Regions from separate parts of the Homo sapiens genome. Here region 1 is linked to region 2. The links are chromatin loops, found by intact Hi-C in ENCODE. Cell type or tissue: chondrocyte. All regions are shown on one strand. Links, peaks and the distances in the headings refer to the core of each region. The heading gives the core; the rest is flanking DNA.

What was found. Hi-C counts contacts between places; a loop is a spot of excess contacts. Peaks named below come from ENCODE experiments on the same cell type or tissue, not always from the same donor. Only the 100,000 strongest peaks of a DNase experiment are listed, where the experiment ranks them.
Region 1: a loop joins it to region 2, with 4 times the contacts of the local background. A loop is called at or near these places in 9 of 110 quality-filtered maps.

The regions. Positions count from the first base shown.
Region 1 is chr20:38,404,929-38,414,475 of GRCh38, forward strand. It overlaps LOC124904901 (a long non-coding RNA gene), which reads right to left. Exons shown (of 2, transcript XR_007067582.1): 2 at 7,376-8,739. Among named protein-coding and RNA genes, the nearest start is that of SNORA71B, 16 kb to the right of the region's middle. In chondrocyte, for the core only: CTCF peaks have their summits at 3,842 (motif pointing left) and 4,057; a DNase peak (open chromatin) is centred at 2,557.
Region 2 is chr20:37,559,321-37,568,867 of GRCh38, forward strand. No RefSeq gene overlaps it. Among named protein-coding and RNA genes, the nearest start is that of LINC01746, 7.0 kb to the right of the region's middle. RefSeq lists an enhancer at 8,701-9,201. In chondrocyte, for the core only: CTCF peaks have their summits at 5,314 (motif pointing right) and 5,557; no DNase peak of the experiment used is centred there.

The sequences.
Region 1 (9,547 bases), core at 628-8,627, 850 kb after region 2:
CCCGAGTAGCTGGGATTACAGGCACACGCCACCACAACCAGCTAATTTTCGTATTTTTAGTAGAGAATGGGTTTTGCCACGTTGGCCAGGCTGGTCTCGAACTCTTGACCTCCAGTGATCTGCCCGCCTCGGCCTCCCAAAGTGCTGGGATTACCAGCATGAGCCACCATGCCTGGCCGAACACACCTTTTTATGTACAGAGGGTAGAACTTATTTTCTGCAAAGTGCCAGAGGATCATTACAATGATTCAAGAGGTTTGTGAGTCCAAATGATACTTATTGTCTAGAGAATCTCAGCTGTCCTTCTGACCCCAGAGCCTTGACTCTGTGTATCGGAGTTGCAGATGAGCTTCCTGATGAATGTGATGGGCTGGCAGCTACACAACCTGGCCATGGATCACCTCCTCCCAGCATGCACCAGTGAAAAGTAATGCCTGTTCATTTCACATGCACCATTTCCCTCCAGCTGCTCCTCTGGATTTGAGCTTGGCCTGTGTCTTCCCAGGACAATAACATGAAGGAATTCACAAACATAATGTTGACAGAGGCCAGACACAAAAGACCACATGCTATACGATGCCATTTATGTAACATTCAAAAATAGGCAAAACTAATCTGTGTCATTAAAAGTCAGTTAGCAGTTTCCTTTGTAGGAGTGCTGACTGAATGGGAGATTGAGGGGGTGCTTCCAGGGTGCAAGTAATGTTATTTCTTGATCTGGGTGGTTACATGTTTGTGTCCACCTTGTGAAAATTCTTTGAGCTGTACAACATATGATTTGTGCATTTTTGTATATGTGTTAGATACTAAACTTTTAAAAAATATATTGGGTAAAAAGTGCTCAGAAATGCTGCTTTTATAATCATTACTTACCTGTCATCTAAGAAAGTCAATGTGTGTAAATTATGAAAAGTGATTTCTGGCTGGGCGTGGTGGCTCACATCTGTAATCCCAGTGCTTTGTGTGGCTGAGGTGGGAGGATGGTTTGAGCCCAGGAGTTTGAGGCTGCAGTGAGCTATGATTGCGCCACTGCACTCCAGCCTAGGCAACAGAGACCACAGCAAAAAAATTAAAAAAAAAAATTATCATAATTTCTGTTTATTGGCTGAAGTGATCTCATGACAATCATACCCAGTTGAGCCTTTGCACTAAACATAATTATATCAGTTGGGAATTAAATTCAACTGCAGGGAACCAAAAAACAAACAAACAAAAAAACAAATAAAAGCATATCAGTCAAGACAGAGGTTGTTTTTCTTAATAAGGAATTTGAAGAAAGGCAGTCCAGAGCTAACAGGGCAGCACCACGGACATCAGGTACCCAGTCTCCTTCTAGCTTTTTTCTCCACCATCCTGAGAATGTGACCTTCTTCCTCATCCTCCCAAGGGGGATGCTGTGCTCCAGTCATCATGACCACGTTCCAGGAGGAAAGAAAGAGAAGATCAAAGAGCAAAATGGACAAGTTAGACAAGTCTAATCCCTTTTAAAGAGTTTTTCCAGGAGCCCACCTCTTCCTGATTCAGATGTGGTCGCTCAGCAGCCTCCTACCATGCAGGCAGCTACTCCAGGACCCAGTTCCTGCAGTGCACGGCAGCCAGCAGCACCACAAGGCCAGCAGCTTCCCGCAGTGTCCCCACCTTTGGCGATTTTGTAGCAGAGTGCCTCTAGTGAGACACCACTCTGTGAATGGCTTTCTCTCACTCCGTAGAGGACAGTTTCCTGGCAAGTTCCAGAGGACAGATTTCTAGCAGATTCTACCAACAAACACTGCAGTGGCTTCTCTGCCATCCAGGGAACCACAGCTGTGCCCTCTGCAACAAAGTCTGGATCTCAGCCTTGCGAGAATGGGGGAAGGGAGTTGGGGGGAATTTTATCTTAACCCTAAGAATGGTGGCTGCTCTTTATTTTTGTATTTTATTTTTGAGACAGGGGCTCTCTCTGTCACCCAGGCTGGAATGCAGTGGCACAGTCTTGGCTCACTGCAACCTCTGCCTGCTGGGCTCAAGCCATCCTCCCACCTTAGTCTCCCACGTAGCTGGGACTACAGGCACATACCATGCCCAGCTAATTTTATTTTTTGTAGAAATGGGGTCTTGCTCGGGGTTTCGCTGTGTTGGCCGGGCTGGTCTCCAGCTCCTAACCGCGAGTGATCTGCCAGCCTCGGCCTCCCGAGGTGTCGGGATTGCAGACGGAGTCTCGCTCACTCAGTGCTCAATGTTGCCCAGGCTGGAGTGCAGTGGCGTGATCTCGGCTCGCTACAACCTCCACCTCCCAGCCGCCTGCCTTGGCCTCCCAAAGTGCCGAGATTGCAGCCTCTGCCCGGCCGCCACCCTGTCTGGGAATTGAGGAGCGTCTCTGCCTGGCCGCCCATTGTCTGGGATGTGAGGAGCCCCTCTGCCCTGCCGCCCAGTCTGGGAAGTGAGGAGCGCCTCTTCCTGGCCGCCATACCGTCTAGGAAGTGAGGAGCGTCTCTGCCCGGCCACCCATCGTCTGAGATGTGGGAAGCGCCTCTGCCCGGCAGCTGCCCCGTCTGGGAGGTGAGGAGCGTCTCTGCCCCGCCGCCCCGTCTGAGAAGTGAAGAGCCCCTCCACCCAGCAGCCGCCCTGTCTGTGAAGTGAGGAGTCCCTCCGCCCGGCAGCCGCCCCGTCTGGGAATTGAGGAGCGTCTCCGCCCAGCAGCCGCCCTGTCCGGGAGGTGGGGGGCAGCCCCGCCCCCCCGGCCAGCCGCCCCATCCTGGAGGGAGGTGGGGGGCAGCCCCCCCCCGCCAGCCGCCCCATCGGGGAGGTGGGGGGCAGCCCCCGTCCGGCCGCCGCCCCGTCTGGATGGTAGGGGGCGCCTCTGCCTGGCTGCCCCGTCTGGGAAGTGAGGAGCCCCACTGCCCGGCAGCCACCCCGTCTGGGAGGTGTACCCAACAGCTCATTGAGAACGGGCCATGATAACAATGGCAGTTTTGTCGAATAGAAAAGGGGAAAACGTGGGGAAAAAATAGAGAAATCAGATCGTTGCTGTGTCTGTGTAGAGGGAAGTAGACGTAGGAGACTCCATTTTGTTCTGTACTAAGAAAAATTCTTCTGCCTTGGGATGTTGTTAATGTATAACCTTACCCACAACCCTGTGCTCTCTGAAACATGTGCTGTGTCAACTCAGGGTTAAATGGATTAAGGGCAGTGCAAGATGTGCTTTGTTAAACAGATGCTTGAAGGCAGCATGCTCCTTAAGAGTCATCACCACTCCCTAATCGCAAGTTCCCAGGGACACAAACACTGCGGAAGGCCGCAGGGTCCTCTGCCTAGGAAAACCAGAGACCCTTGTTCACTTGTTTATCTGCTGACCTTCCCTCCACTATTGTCCTATGACCCTGCCAAATCCCCCTCTCCGAGAAACACCCAAGAATGATCAATAAATACTAAAAAAAAAAAAAAAGAAATGGGGTCTTCCTATGTTGCCCAGGCTGGTCTGGAACTCCTGGGCTCAAGTGATCCTCCTGCTTCAGCTCCTAAAGTGCTGCGATTACAGGCATGAGCCACTGTGACTGGCCTATTACTATTTTAACAGTTCTTGGTTTGCTCTTCAGAAAACTGGGAGGGGTTTTCTCTTCACCTTGCAGAGTGAATCATCTCTGGCTTAGGAACCCCAAAGTGAATTCTAACTCCTGTGAGGTCCTGGGGCATCCAGAAAAGTCACTATGAAGTGATAGGAGGATAGCGGTGGGAAAGGCCCGGTTCCAAGGAGCAAACAGGAGGTACCAAGTGTTCCTGGTAGATGTGAGCTTGAATTCACCAAAGCCCAGCTGTTTCTCCAGAAAGGAAACTCCGTTGAAAGTGCAGTCTGCAGCGCCATCTTTTGGCCACGCCTGGGAATGTCACAGCTGGAAGGAACACTGTAGACAACTGGTCACCTAGTATGCTGGTGAACCCTGCAAGTTCTTAGGCACACTCTCAGAGGTACGACTCAGCAGGTTTGGAGGATTCACATGTTTATCAAGTCCCTCAGGGTGTATGTTCTCATGTAAGTCGTTCAGTAATTCCTTACCTTCCCCCCATCTGGAAACCCCATTTAAAGTTGTCAACAGGCCAGGCGCAGTGGCTCATGCCTGTAAATCCTAGCATTTGGGAGGCCAAGGTGGTCAGGAGTTCAAGATCAGCCTGGCCAACATGGTGAAACCCCGTCTCTACTAAAAACACAAAAATTAGCCGGGCGTGGTGGCACATGCCTGTAATCCCAGCTACTCGGGAGGCTGTGGCAGGAGAATCGCTTGAACCCAGGAGGCGGAGGTTGCAGTGAGCTGAGATCGTGCCACTGTACTCCAGCCTGGGCGACAGAGTGAGACTCCATCTCAAAAAAACGTAAATAAAATAAATAAATAAAGTTGTCAACAAAAATGTGCACAAGACTGTGATGCAGTGTGTAGGTCACCGTGGTGCTCCTGCCCAAAACGCCTAACCCAAATCTAACCATGAGGAAACATCAGTCAAACCCAAAGAGGAACTTTCTACGACGTGACTAGCCTTCACTCTTAAAAAATGTCGAGGTCACGAAATACAAAGAAAGTCTGGGGAAATGTTACCGACTCAAGGAGACTCAGAGACAGGGCAAATGAATGCAGGAGGTGATCAGAGATTTTGTTTTGTTATATAGGACATTGTGGGAAAATTGACAAAATCTGAATATGGTCTGATCATTAGATAATAGTATTGTACCAATGTTAATTTCATGATTTTGATAATTTTACTATATTTGCATATTTGTATTAATTTGTACCAATTGTGCTATATTTGTACAATTATAGTATAATGGTATATAGGAGAATGTCCTTGCTTTTAAAGAATGCACACTGAAGTATTAAGGGGTAAAGGGCCAACAAGTCTGCATTTGACTCACAAACACTTCAGGGGGAAATACGTATATACATGTTTATATGTTTCTATGTGTGTACATATATGTCAATATATATTTTTGTTTTGTTTTGTTTTTTGTTTTTTTTTTTTTGAGACAGAGTCTCACTCTGTTGCCCAGGCTGGAGTGCAGTGGCATGATCTCGGCTCACTGCAACCTCCGCCTCCCAGGTTCAAGCAATTCTCCTGCCTCAGCCTCCCAAGTAGCTGGGACTACAGGCGCGTGCCACCATGCCTGGCTAACTTTTTTTTTTTTCTTTGTATTTTTAGTAGAGGCGGGGTTTCACCGTGTTAGGCAGGATGGTCTTGATCTCCTGACCTCGTGATCCACCCGCTTTGGCCTCCCAAAGTGTTGGAATTACATGCGTGAGCCACTGCGCCCGGCCCTGTTTTTTTCTTTATGTGTATATTTGTAATCTTGGTGAAAGGTATTCAGGAATTCTTTGTGCTACTTTTGCAACTTTTTTAAAGTCTAAAATTATTTTTTTAATGAGAAGTTATTTTTTTCACAAGCCTCCTGAAAAATAGCGTTATAATGCCACCATTCAATTACACGGTAAGACAGTAATACCCCACCTTTCTATGGAGCCCTTGGAGGTGCCAGGCATGTGCTAATTTGAGGTTTATCTCATTGAATCCTCACAGCAATCCTAAGAAGGAGATGCTATCATTACCCCCAGTTTTCAGATGAGGAAACCTTCAGCTCAGAGAGGTGAAGTGACTTGCCCAGGGTCACACAGCCAGTAAGTGATGAAACTGTGTGGCTGTGCTCTCTGAATCCAGAGTAATTTAAAAAGTCCAAGTAGCAGCACATAGGATCCACAACACTGGATGACAGGGGTCGCGCTGTTCAGAGGACTGGGGGCCACTCCCATGGCTGCAGATCGAACTCTACAATCACCTTCAAATGTGCCTGGGCCTTTGCTATGCCTCTGCCCACCCTCCTGCTGCTCCTGGCATGTGCTGCTCACTGTCTCCACCAGTCCCTCTCCTACTTCCTCTTCTGGAATAGACTATCTCTTCCTCCATGTCCGCTTCCCAAGCCCTCTACCTGGGAGAACACTCTCCGTGCTCTGTGGTTCCACAGCCCTATACCTATCCCTTTCTCAGGGACTATCCCACTCTTTTTTTTTTTTTTGACAGAGTCTTACTGTATTACCCAGGCTGGAGTGCAGTAGTGCAGTTTCAGCTCACCACAACCTCCGCCTCCCAGGTTCAAGTGATTCTCCTGCCTCAGCCTCCTGAGTAGCTGGAATTACAGGCACGTGCCACCACGCCTGGCTAATTTTTGTATTTTTAGTAGACGGGTTTCGATATGTTGGCCAGGCTGGACTCGAACTCCTGACTTCAGATGATCCGTCTGCCTCGGCCACCCAAAGTGCTGGGATTACAAGCATGAGCCACCGTGCCCAGCAGACTATCCCACTCTTCACCTCCTGCTGCAATTCCCCTGGCAAAGCAGAAGAGTGTAGCTGTAGCTAGCTCCAGCTGGGGACTCAGCCAGGCCTGGAACCAAAACCTGGCTCTACCCATCACTGGCTGTCTGATCTTGGGCAAGTCACTCGGCCTTTCTTAGCATTTGTGTTAGTCTGTTCTGCATTCCTATAAAGGAATACCTGTGACTGGGCAATCTGTAAAGAAAAGAGGTTTATTGCCGGGTGCAGTGGCTCACGCCTGTAATCCCAGCACTTTGGGAAGCTGAGGTGGGCGGATCATGAGGTCAGGAGACCGAGACCATCCTGGCTAACATGGCGAAATCCCATCTCTACTAAAAATACAAAAAATTAGCCGGGCGTGGTGGTGGACGCCTGTAGTCCCAGCTACTCGGCAGGCTGAGGCAGGAGAATGGTGTGAACCCGGGAGGCGGAGCTTGCAATGAGCCAAGATTGCACCACTGCACTCCAGCCTGGGCGACAGAGCAAGACTCCGTCTCAAAAAAAAAAATTAAATTAAATTTTAAAAAAGAGGTTTATTTGGCTCACAGTTCTTCAGACTGTACAAGCATGGCACCAGCATCTGCTCAGCTTCTGGTGAGGCCTCAGAAGCTTCCGATCATGGCAGAAGGCAAAGGAAGAGCAGGCGCATCATATAGCAAGAGAGGGAGCAAAGAGAGAGAGGAGGAGGTGCAGGCTCCTTTAAACAACGGGCTCTCTCGTGAACTAACAGCAAGAACTCACTCATTACCATGGGGAGGGCACCAAGTCACTTAAGAGGGATCTATCCCAATGACCCAGACACCTCCCAGCAGGCTCCATGTCCAACATTAGGGATCACATTTCACCATGAGATATGGAGGGGACAAATATTCAAACTGTATCAGCATCTTTTAAGTCAAACAGAGGTATTATAACCCAATTCATTATAAAGAGTTTTTGGGCATTTAATATAACATGTGACAAGCAACAAGTACTTAATAAGTGTTAGCTACTATTTTTATGTCCTATCTCTATAATGACTGTTTTACATTTTTTCACAAAAATTAATTATAAGCATGTGTTGAAGTTTTATTTTAAGCTTGTCACAAAGCCAAGTCAGTAGTTCCCTTTTGTTATGGATATTTCAAAGGAAAAGAGAATGGTTGGATAATCATTATTAAACTGAATACAAGACAAAGAATGTATGATAATCATCCAAATGGTTTGGGTAGCTAATTTCCCCAAAGAGGTTTTAATCTTGTTAAAGTTTATCAGAAAATTGCTTCAGCATTTATCAGGAATGCTCATGTCCTCCCAGAAGGAGGTTGTGAATTGTATCACGAAAGTGTTCTATTCCAGGCTGTGATTGGGATGTTCTTCTTAATCATACCCATAAGAATCGGCAGAGCACCGTGTCTCACTCCTGTAATACCAGCACTCTGCGAGGCCGAGGCAGGCAGATCACTTGAGGCCAGAAGTTCATGACCAGCCTGGCCAACATGGTAAAACCCTGTCTCTACTAAAAAAGAAATACAAAAATCAGCTGGGCGAGGTGGCATGTACCTGTAATCCCAGCTACTGGGGAGGCTGAGGCATGAGAATCACTTGAACCCGGGAGGCAGAAGTTGCAATGAGCTGAGATCACGCCAGTGCACTCCAGCCTGGGTGACAGAGTGAGACTCCGTCTGAAAACAAAACAAAAGAATCATGGCCGACATTTCCTGAGCCTTCACTATGCATCTAGTCTGGAGCTGTGTCACAGGCCTGGCCTTGAAACAGGTTCTGGATGCATTTCATCATTGTCACCCCCCACCCCCCAGCATGCTCAGTTCGGTGTAGGACTCTGCAGATGTCTACAACATGCTGATGAGATGGGTGAGTGGGAGCAGCGGCCATCATGTCCCAGGCCTTTGCACAATGTGCAACATACAACACCCTCTCCACACCACCAAGATGGAAATAAACAGGTTTCTGAGAGTAGAAAGAACCACCCGTTGCTCCCCCAGTTTCATTGGGTATGAGTTTGTGCTGTTTGGGAGAATGACGTGCTAGGTGTTTTGTCCAACACCATAAAGTAGGCTCCTTGTCAGGGAGATAACAAGGCGCTTTGTTCTGGCCACAGAGCCGGGTAGAGCATCCAAAGGCTCATTACCAAGCATGGATGCCTTTCCTCTGACAGACAATGAAGAATTGGATCCAAGTTGCTCATTAAGTTCCTTAGGGAGTTGTTGGACATCTTGCTACTGTATGAACAAACAGATGGACCTGGCTGCTGGCTGCAAGGATATTTTAGAAAAAGCAGGTCTGCCTACCCATTATGAAGAGTAAAATATTATACTGGGATGGGGTGCATCATCTCCAAGCTGGTTTGGGGGTGAGGTCAGTGGTTCTCAAAATGTGGTCCTCTGAACAGCAGCATCAGCATCACCTGGAAATTTGTTTGAAGTGAGAATGTGCCCGGGTGCGGTGGCTCACACCTGTAATCCCAGCATTTTGGGAGGCCGAGGCAGGCTGAGGTCAGGAGTTCAAGACCAGCCTGGCCAACATGGCAAAATCCTGTTATCTACTAAAAGTACAAAAATTAGCAGGGTGTGGTGGTGGGCACCTGTAGTCCCAGATACTCCAGAGGCTGAGGCAGGAGTATCGCTTGAACCCGGAAAGCGGAGGTTGCAGTGAGCCGAGATCGTGCCACTGGACTCCAGCCTGGGCGACAGAGCGAGACTCTGTCTCAAAAAAAAACAAAAAAAAAAAAAATGAAGAAGTCAGGATGCTTGGTCCCCATCCCAAATCTGCTGAATCAGAAACTCAGGGGAGGGGCCCAGCAATCTGTGCTTTAACAAGCATTGTAGGTGATTTGGATGCATACTTAAGTTTGAGTTGAACTGAATTTTTTTTTTTTTTTGAGACAGAATCTCACTCTGTCACCGAGGCTGGAGTGAAGTGGTATGTGATCATGGTTCACTGCAACTTCTGCCTCCTGGGTTCAAGTGATTCTCGGGCCTCAGCCTCCCGAGTAGCTGAGATTACAGGCACACACCATCACACCCAGCCAATTTTTTTGTACTTTTAGTAGAGACAGAGTTTCACCACGTTGGCCAGACTGATCTCGTCAGGCAATCCACCCACTGCAGCCTCCCAAAGTGCTAGGATTACAGGCATGAGCTGCTGCGCCCAGCCCTGAGTTGAATTAAATGGTAATATCTTTTCCTCTTTCCTTCTTATTTCACTTCCTAGCA
Region 2 (9,547 bases), core at 897-8,896:
CAGTTGATGTGGGTCCTCACAGTCCACCATATGCAGCTGTCTTTGTGGACACAACTGGAGGCACACGATCGGGATGAGGGCAGAGCAGTCCCCCTTTTTAATTGTTTTAATTAAGTCAACAATTGGCAGCCCTTGGGTACATGCCAGAGTCAGAGGTGTTTGAACCAGAGCAACTCCATCTTGAATAGGGGCTGGGTGAAATGAGGCTGAGACCTGCTGGGCTGCATTCCCGGGAGGTTAGGCAGTCTTGGTCACAGGATGAGACAGGAGGTCGGCACAAGATACAGGTCACAAAGACCCTGCTGATAAAACAGGATGCGGTAAAGATGCCGGCCAAATCCCACCAAAACCAAGATGGCGATGAAAGTGCCCTCTGGTCATCCTCACTGCTCATTATACACTAATTATAATATATTAGCATGCTAGACAACATGCCCACCAGCGCCATGACAGTTTACCATTGCTATGGCAATGTCCAGGAGTTACCCTATATGATCTAAAAGGGGGAGGAACTGTGAGTTCCAGGAACTGCCCACCCCTTTCCTGGAAAACTCATGAATAATCCATGTTTAGTATATGATGAAGAAATAACCAAAAAGTAACCACCCGGTAGCTCTCAGGGCTGTTCTGCCTTTGGAGTAACCATTCTTTTATTCCTTTACTTTGTTTTTTTGGGTCTCGCTCTGTCGCCCAGGCTGGAGTGCAGTGGTGCAATCTCAGTTCACTGCAACCTCCACCTCCCAGGTTCAGGTGATCGTCCTGCCTCAGCCTCCAGAGCAGCTGGGACCACAGATGTGCTCCACCACGCCAGGCTAATTTTTTGTATTTTTGGTAGAGACGGGGTTTCACTATGTTGCCCAGGCTGGTTTCAAACTTCTGACCTCAAGTGATCCACCCTCCTTGGCCTCCCAAAGTGCTGGGATTACAGGCGTGAGCCACCATGCCTCCCCTATTCCTTTACTTTCTTAAGAAACTTGCTTTCACTTTATGAATTCGCCTCGAGATCCAAGAGCCCTTTCTTAGGGTCTGGATTGGGACCCCTTTCCGGAGACACCAGCATAACCTTTGTTTCAGTTATTTGGGGCATGGAGGAAGAGGTTTTCTTGCCTCAGGGCCTTTGCAACTGCTGATTCTGCCACCTGGAATGTTTCCCCCTAAGATAGCCCTAACTAAGTCCAGATCCCTCACTTCATTCAGGCTCAAATAGCATCTCCTCAGAGAGGCCTCTCTGACCACATTATCTTAAATATATCCCTTTCTCTTTCATCCTATTGTCATTATAGCTCCTGGCATTATATCTTTTTAAAAATCAACTTTATTGAGGAATAATTCGCCCACAATAAAATACATTCACTTGAAGTGTACAGTTTGGAGTTTTGACAAATACGTGTTTCCTGGTAACCACCATCCAATCAACATTTCCATCACCCCAAAAGGTTCAGTTAGAAGATTCCCTCCCTGCCCCAGCTGTCAGAGGTGTTTGAACCGGAGCGACTCCATTTTGAGTGAGGGCTGGGAAAATGAGGCTGAGACTTGCTGGGCTGCATTCCCAGAAAGTCAGGCATTCCTAGCCTCTAGAGGTTTATGATTAAGGGAACAAATTAATAATGTTCACTAAACAGACCCAGATTGGGAGTGTCCAGATATCCCAATATCTGGACAAAAAAGGCATTTCTTTTTCTTTCTTTTTTTTTTTTTTTTTTTGAGATGGAGTCTTGCTCTGTCACTCAGGCTGGAGTGCAGTGGCGCGATCTCGGCTCACTGCAACCTCCACCTCCTGGGTTCGAGTGATTCTCCTGCTTCAGCCTCCGAGTAGCTGGGATTATAGGCGCCCACCACCACACCTGGCTAATTTTTTTGTATTTTTAGTAGAGACGGGGTTTTACCATGTTAGCCAGGATGGTCTCGATCTCCTGACCTCGTGATCTGCCCGCCTCAGCCTCCCAAAGTGCTGGGTTTACAGGCGTGAGCCACTGCGCCCGGCCGAACAAAGGCATTTCTAATTTTGCTCTAAAGATAATATTGATTCTTGAGCAATATAGTAATTAAGAAAATTAATTCTTTATCACAAACCCTTGTAGCAGAGCACATCTCCCCATATATACGACCATTGTACCTAGGGTGGATGCATTCTTCCACTGACTTTTTTGTTTTGTTTTGTTTTTGAGATGGAGTCTCTCTCTGTCACCCAGGCTGGAGTGCAGCGGCACGATTTCGGCTCACTGCAATCTCTGCCTCCCGGGTTCAAGCGATTCTCCTGCCTCAGCCTCCCGAGTAGCTAGGATTACAGGCATGCACCACCATGCCCTGCTAATTTTTTTATTTTTGGTAGAGACGGGGTTTCACCACGTTGGCCAGGATGGTCTCATCCCTTTACTTTCTTAATAAACTTGTTTTTGCTTTGCACTGTGGACTCGCCCTGAATTCTTTATTGTGCAAGATCCAAGAACCCTCTCTTGGGGTTTGGATCGGGACCCCTTTCCTGTAACACAGGCACTCACTGATCTGCGTTGGATCACTATAGCTTAGCTTTACTTTTCTAGAATTTCACACCCATGGAATAATCTGGCATGTCCTCTTTTGTGTCTGATTTCTTTTGCTCAGCATGATGTTTTTGAGATTCACCTATGTTGTTGCGTGTACCAAGGGTTCATTCTGTTTTATTGCCGAGCTGTATCCCATCGTACAAATGCACCGGGTTGCTTATCCACTCTCCTGTTGATGATGGACAGCTGGGCTGTTTCCAGTTTTCAACTATTAGAAATAAAGCAGCACGCCAGGCACGGTGGCTCATGCCTGTAATCCTAGCACTTTGGGAGGCCTAGGTGGGCGGATCATGAAGTCAGGAGTTCAAGACCAGCCTGGCCAGCATGGTGAAACCCCATCTCTACTAAAAATACAAAAAATTAGCTGGGCAAGGTGGCATGCACCTGTAATCCCAGCTACTTGGGAGGCTGAAGCAGGAGAATTGCTTGAATCCGGGAGGCGGAGGTTTCAGTGAGCGGAGATCACGCCACTGCACTCCAGTCTGGGTGACAGAGCGAGACTCTGTCTAAAAAAAAGAAAGAAAGAAAGAAAGCAGCTATGAACACTCGCATGCAAGTCTTTGTGCAAACATAGGTGTTACAGGAAAGGGGTCCCGATCCAGACCCCAAGAGAGGGTTCTTGGATCGTACACAAGGAAGGATTCAGGGCAAGTCCACAGAGTAAAGTGAAAGCAAGTTTATTAGGAAAGTAAGGGAATAAAAGGATGACCACTCCATAGACAGAACAGCCCTGAGGGCTGCGGGTTGCCCAGTTTTATGGTTATTTCTTGATATGCTAAACAAGGGGTGGATTATTTATGCCTCCCTTTTTTAGACCACATAGGGTAACTTCCTGACGTTGCCAAGGCATTTGTAAACTGTCATGGCGCTGGTGGGAGTGTAGCAGTGAGGATGACCAGAGGTCACTCTTGTCACCATCTTGCTTTTGGCAAGAGCTTCTTTACTGCAACCTCTATTATCAGCAAGGTCTTTATGACCTGAATCTTGTGCTGACCTTCTATCTGATCCTATGACTTAGAATGCCTTAACCGTCTGGGAATGCAGACCAGTAGGTCTCAGCCTGATTTTACCTGGCCCCATTCAAGATAGAGTTGCTCTGGTTTACACACCTCTCATATAGGGACATATCTGTATGTTTTCATGTCTCTTGGGTATACCTAACAGTGGAATTGCTGGATTACCAACTGGCATTATATTACCTATATAATATGAGGTATTATACAGGTAAGCTCCAGGAGGACAGAGACTGCTCATTACAGAATGTGCACAGTGCCCAGCACACACATGGCATGTAGCCAGTGCTGCAAGTCCACCTGAATGAGTAAAAAGCCAGCCAGCCTGATTTCCAAACTTAAGGGCTACACCCAGGAATTTGTTGTTCTGCCTCCTCCCCATCCACAGGCTACTGCTGGGGTTCCTGGCAGGTGTGGGGGCTGGGAGGGGAAGGGAGTTGGGGGAGGGGGCCTGGACACTTTTGTGAACCCTGTTGAGGTTGACAAAGGAGAGGGGTCACCATGGTCATGCCAGGGGTCTCTATCCCACACCTGGAATTTCTCTTAGGGCTTCCTGTGATGCTGAGATGGGGCAGCTGTGTCCCTGGCCCCACTCTTCTCCCTTGATGAAACTGCCTTTGCAGAAATTATAACAGTAAGAAAATTAGGACAGTGAAAGAGACCCATCTAACCAACCCCTATCTTGCCTTTCACCTCTAAACTGCCCTTAGGCATTCCTGGGCTTGGGCCAAGCTAACTTTGGGAGACATTTAGTTTATAGTTTAAACGATAATAGCCCATCTCCCAAACTAAACCGCCTTTGTAAAGATAATGAAAGAGCACTAGGTTAGGAAGATGAGAAGTGCCTACATTCTGCTAAGGTGGAGCTGTAACCGATTATCAGTCATTATTCCAGAGGCCACAAGATTCGCAACTTCTCCGGTTACTCCTGCAAATAACATCACTCTTGGAGAGTCCAAGATTGACTTTTTGAGACAAGTTTTCAGGTTTTTTGGCATTTCTTACTACCAATGGCTGGGGCATGGGGGTGCGGGTGGCACCCCAGTCCTGTGGCCCCACCCAGAAGCGGACTCAGCACCCCAGGACAATTTTCCACACCCCTGGGATTGCATCCCCAGCCAGTCAGCAGCACCCATTTCCTGGCCCGCCAAACTATCCTTGAAAAACTCCAGCCTCAGAATCTTCAGGGAGGCCGATTTGAGTACAAATAAAACTCCCGTGTCCAGCCAGCTCTGAGAAATCTGGCTGTCTCCGGGCAGCGGGCAAGGTGAACCCACGGGGTGGTTACATGGGGACCCAGGCTGTCTCTTGTATGGGGGACTTATGCAGGCCCAGCCCCTCCCCTTCTCCTTCCCACCCTCTGAGCGGCCTCCAGGACGCACTCGCGTGAGGAAACCCGGCCCGCGTGTCCGAGTTCTGTCCACGCCTTCTGCCAACAGCTGTCCTTTGCTCTTCGGGGCTCCTGGGACCGCGGGAAGGGGCCGGGGTTGCCTGGGGAAGGGGTGGGTGCACCTGTGTGCATGGTTTAGGGGTCTGGAGTCTTTGAGGTCGGTGGGTGTTTGTGTCTCTGTGTGTCTGTGAATCTGTCTCGTCTGTGGTTCCAGGCCTGGTGGCGCTGCAGACCCCAAGAGGCCGCCCTCCGCCTTCAGACAGCTCCCGCCGCCTCCCGGCGCCTGGGAGGAGACGGTGGGAAAATCGCGGCGGCGACGAGAGCCCGGCCTGCTCTTTCCGTTCCGCTCCCGCAGGGGGCGCCAGCGCTCCGTGGAGAGCGGCTGCGGCCCCAGAGACCACGCTCGGGCCGCCTGACGCCCAGAGCCCCCAGGAAGGGGAAACTGAGACCCAGGGAGGAGAAGGGAGGCTACTCAGACCTCCTAAATTCTAGTCCCAAATTCCACAGCACCAAGCTTGTCCCTAGACTTAGGAAATGCAGTGGGAGCGCTGTTCTCTACCTGGGCTGCACAGGCTGGCTCAGAGGTGGGGGATTGGACTCAATGACCTCTCAGTCCCCTCAGAGACCCTCGCCAGCTGTGGGGAGGTCCGCCAGCTCAGGGATGAGGTCTGGAGGGTAGGGCTGGGGGGACTTGGCCCTCTGGAAGTTGCTCACTGTGAGGGCTAGGTTGAGGACCCATTTATTCATCTGTAAAATGGGTGTGTAGGGAACAGGCATGTTCAGTTTTCTCCCTTGCTTTCGGCTTCATCCTAGCGCAGGTCAGAAGCTTAAGGGGAGCCTGGGCCAGCGTCCTGGGCATCCCATCCTTGCATTCTCCAGACATGACCACCTCCAGACCCTGCTCATTCCTAGACCTGCCTACTGGACCATGGGATGGTGATCGCGCCTACAGCATCCTTACCTAAGCAGCCCGACTCAAAACGATGAATTGGACCAATCAGTTATTGCCCTCCTGTTCTTCTAGAACTGTATACAGACACCCATTGTCCGTGGCCTTGTGCTGGGTGCCGGGGAGAGAGCAGTAAACAGAAAAGTGAGGCTCTGCCCCTAGAGACCCCACCGTCCAGAGAGAGGAGGCAGCGTGCCAAGCAAGTAAACAACAAACCAACAAACAATTACAAAGTCCTGTGAAGGAAACCAAGAAAGGGCAGACAGAAAGGACGACTGAGGAGGGGGAGGCTGCTCTTAGCTGCAGCTGTCAGGGGAGTTCCCTCCAATGAGGCAGCATTTAAACCAGGAGCTGAAAGATGAGTTGGAGTCAGCCATGCAGAGGCGAGGTCAGTGGAAAGGGTGAGCTAGGGCAAGGAAAACAATCAGACTCATCCTTTTATAAGATCCTCACGCTGCTGGGTGGAGAGTGGGCCTGGGCAGGGCGTGAAGGGCAGTCAGAAGGCCAGAGAGGACGCCGTTGCCATGAATCAGGGGACAGCTGCTGGTGGCTCAGACCAAGGTGGTGGCTGTGGAGGTGGTGGATTCTGGATGTATTTTAAAATAGGATTGGCGGGGCGTGGTGGCTCATGCCTGTAATCCCAGCACTTTGGGAGGTGGAGGTGGGTGGATCAACTGAGGTCAGGAATTCGAGACCAGCCTGGCCAACATGGTGAAACCCTGCCTCTACTAAAAATACAAAAATCAGCCAGGCATCGTGGCATGGATCTGTATTCTCAGCTACTCGAGAGGCTGAGGCAGGAGAATCGCTTAAACCCATGAGGCAGAGGTTGCAGTGAGCCAGGATCATGCCACTGTACTCCAGCCTGGGCAACAGAGTGAAACTGTGTCTCAAAAAAATAAAAATAAATAAATAAAAAAAATAGGGTTTATTTAATTTATTTATCAAATCAAATCAAATTGCCTTGAAGCCTTGGGTAGTTGGAAGTGCCTTTTTCCAAGGTGGGGACAGGTGTGTGAAACGCGGGATGGGCTGTAAGGGATCCCAGGACGGAATCCAGCCCTCCCTACGTATTCCCTGTCTTTGCAGGTAGGTTGTGGTTCTGAACTCAAGGATTAAGGCTTCCAAACTTGGTCCAGCTTCAGTATTGCCTGGGAGCTTCGGTCAATATGATTCTCAGGTCCCAGATCTTTTGACACAGAAGCTCTCAGGTGGCCCCTATGTGGGAGTCCCTGCCCCAGAGCCCAGCAGTTGTTTTCCCACTAGGACTGTGGTGACTCCCGTCTTCCTCTTCTAGGTGGCCAGACCCAGGTGAGGGAAGAGGCAGTGGTGGGAGAGTTTGGAGGGAGCGCCAAGAGACACACATGAGCAGAGGCTGCTGGAGAGTCAGAGATGTCGAGAAATGCCAGGGAAAAACAAGCTACCTTTTAATTTTGACCTCATTTCTAAATGATCACAGCTACCAAGGAAGATATTAATTTGCCTCCTGGGAAGTGGCTGGGGGAAGCACCAAGAGAAACTGGCAAGCAAAACAGGACCCAGAGGCTGAAGTCCTTGCACCGAGCACTTGCCAAGGTGGAGGTGGGGAGGGCTGGGACTCTGAGGGCCCTTTGGGTCCCTAGAATGATGCTAAGATAAGTCAGGCAGCTGCTGGCAGTCCAGTTCATTCTGAATCCATCCCACGAGAGGGGCTCAAATGGCCAAAATGTGTCCCTTGCCTTGACAGGCTTGGGAGGTTCATGGAACATTCTCTCACTGGCCCTCTTCACCTGGGGGTCATCCTGTAGGTCTCCCCACAAGCATCACTTCTTCAGGGGAGGCCTCCCTTGCTCCCCATTACTGGGTCATATCCCCAGTGTGAACACCCACTTGGCCTTCTCTTTCCTCCCGTGGGCATGTTCAATGCATGATGCACTTTCATCCAGCAAGGCAGACCTGCTGTCTCCTTTTACAGGTGAAGGCGCTAAGGTTCAGAGAGTTTAAGCAGTTTGCCCAAGGTCACACAGCTTGCACATGGCCTGGAACTTCTGTGGCTGCCACAGATACAGAAAACATTGCCCCCAAGTCCTTTGTTATAACTGAACACCACTTAACAACAGAAAACTATGGCTACCCAAAAGGATCAGACGAAACCTCTCAAAGGACCAAATAAATATCAGTGCTAGGTCCAGGCACGACGTAGGGATTATGTTTTGGACGCCACATCCACTTGACGACAGGGCCCCCAGAGGCCAACCTTTGCTGAACGGAGCCCTCCCCTTCCCCAAAGTCAGCTGTTTCTCTGTCCCTGGAAATGCCTCTGAAATGTCAATTGTGAGCCACCCCCACCTCCCCTTCCTCCTACGAGCCATGTAGCAGCTCAAATATATTATACATATTAAAAGAATATATTCTCTGGCAGCCCTGAAGGGGATAATGAAACCTATATATATATATCTATATATTTATACACAATGGATTGGCTCGAAATGCTCTGAATATCCCTCCAGCTATGGCAACCCTTTGAAATATGACACTCGAACAACGCCTCCCCCACTGGCGGCTGGCGGGAGACATTAAAGATTTAAAAAAAGGGAAGGAAGGAAGGAGACGAAGGAGAAGAAAAAGGAGGCAGCTGCTGTTGCCTTTGGCTGTGCAGCAACAAACTGTGTTTAAATATTAAAACCACCCATCACCCGGCCCAGCTGTCTGCCCCCTTCAGTGGTCTGGGTTCTTGCCAGGGTCTCCTGTGGCTCAGAATGGCTGGTGGGGGGGGGGTGCCATGCAGATCTAACCCCCCAACCCTGGGGATGTGGCAGAGGCTGGGAGGTTGGAGGGGGAGGCTCTGCTTCTGATCTCAGATTCTGGGCTTGTCTAGGCTCGGCTGGGAAAAGGGATCTGATGTGGGAGTGGGGTTGGGGGGCGTCTGCTGGGTTTGAGGCAGAAGATAAGGGTTTGGATCCTGACTGCTGATTAGGCGCTGTGTGAACTTGACCTTGGGGAAATCACCCCCCAGCTCAAGCTGCAATAACCTCGTCTATACTGTAAGAGATTTAAACTTGATCGTGGGACTTGAGGACTCTATGAATCCTCACAAATTACATGCAAAATTGGGGTGAGGTCAAGGGAGTCACAGTCTCGCTGGAGTGACTGGCCCCCCTCTGAGTGTTCAGACCATGATTTCCATCTCAATGCTGGTATTTTAGGTCTCTGGGTAGGGCCTGATTTCCTCTGCATCCTGGTTCCTGCAGGAGAGGCACTTTGTAAGTGTTTGTTAATGATCAGAGATGGGAAGGTACACCTTGTTCCAACACTGTAATTAAAGGTGACCAGAAGTGGCATGGGTTATCTTGCAAGGTGGTGAGCTCCCTGCCACTGAAGGAATTCAAACAGAGGCTGAATGAACTCTTTTTGGGGATGCTGTAAGGGATACTTAAGCATTTGACAGGGTTTGACTGTGAGATCCCTTCTGATTCCAAATTTCTTATAATTTTAATTTTTTAAAACTTTTAAGTTCAGGGTTGCTTGTTACGTGGTTTGTTCTAAAGGTAAACTTGTGTCACAGGGATTTGTTGTACTGATTATTTCATCACCCGGGTATTAAACCCGTGCCCACTAGTTATTTCTCCCGATCCTCTCCCTCCTCCCAACCTCCACCCTCTGGTAAGCA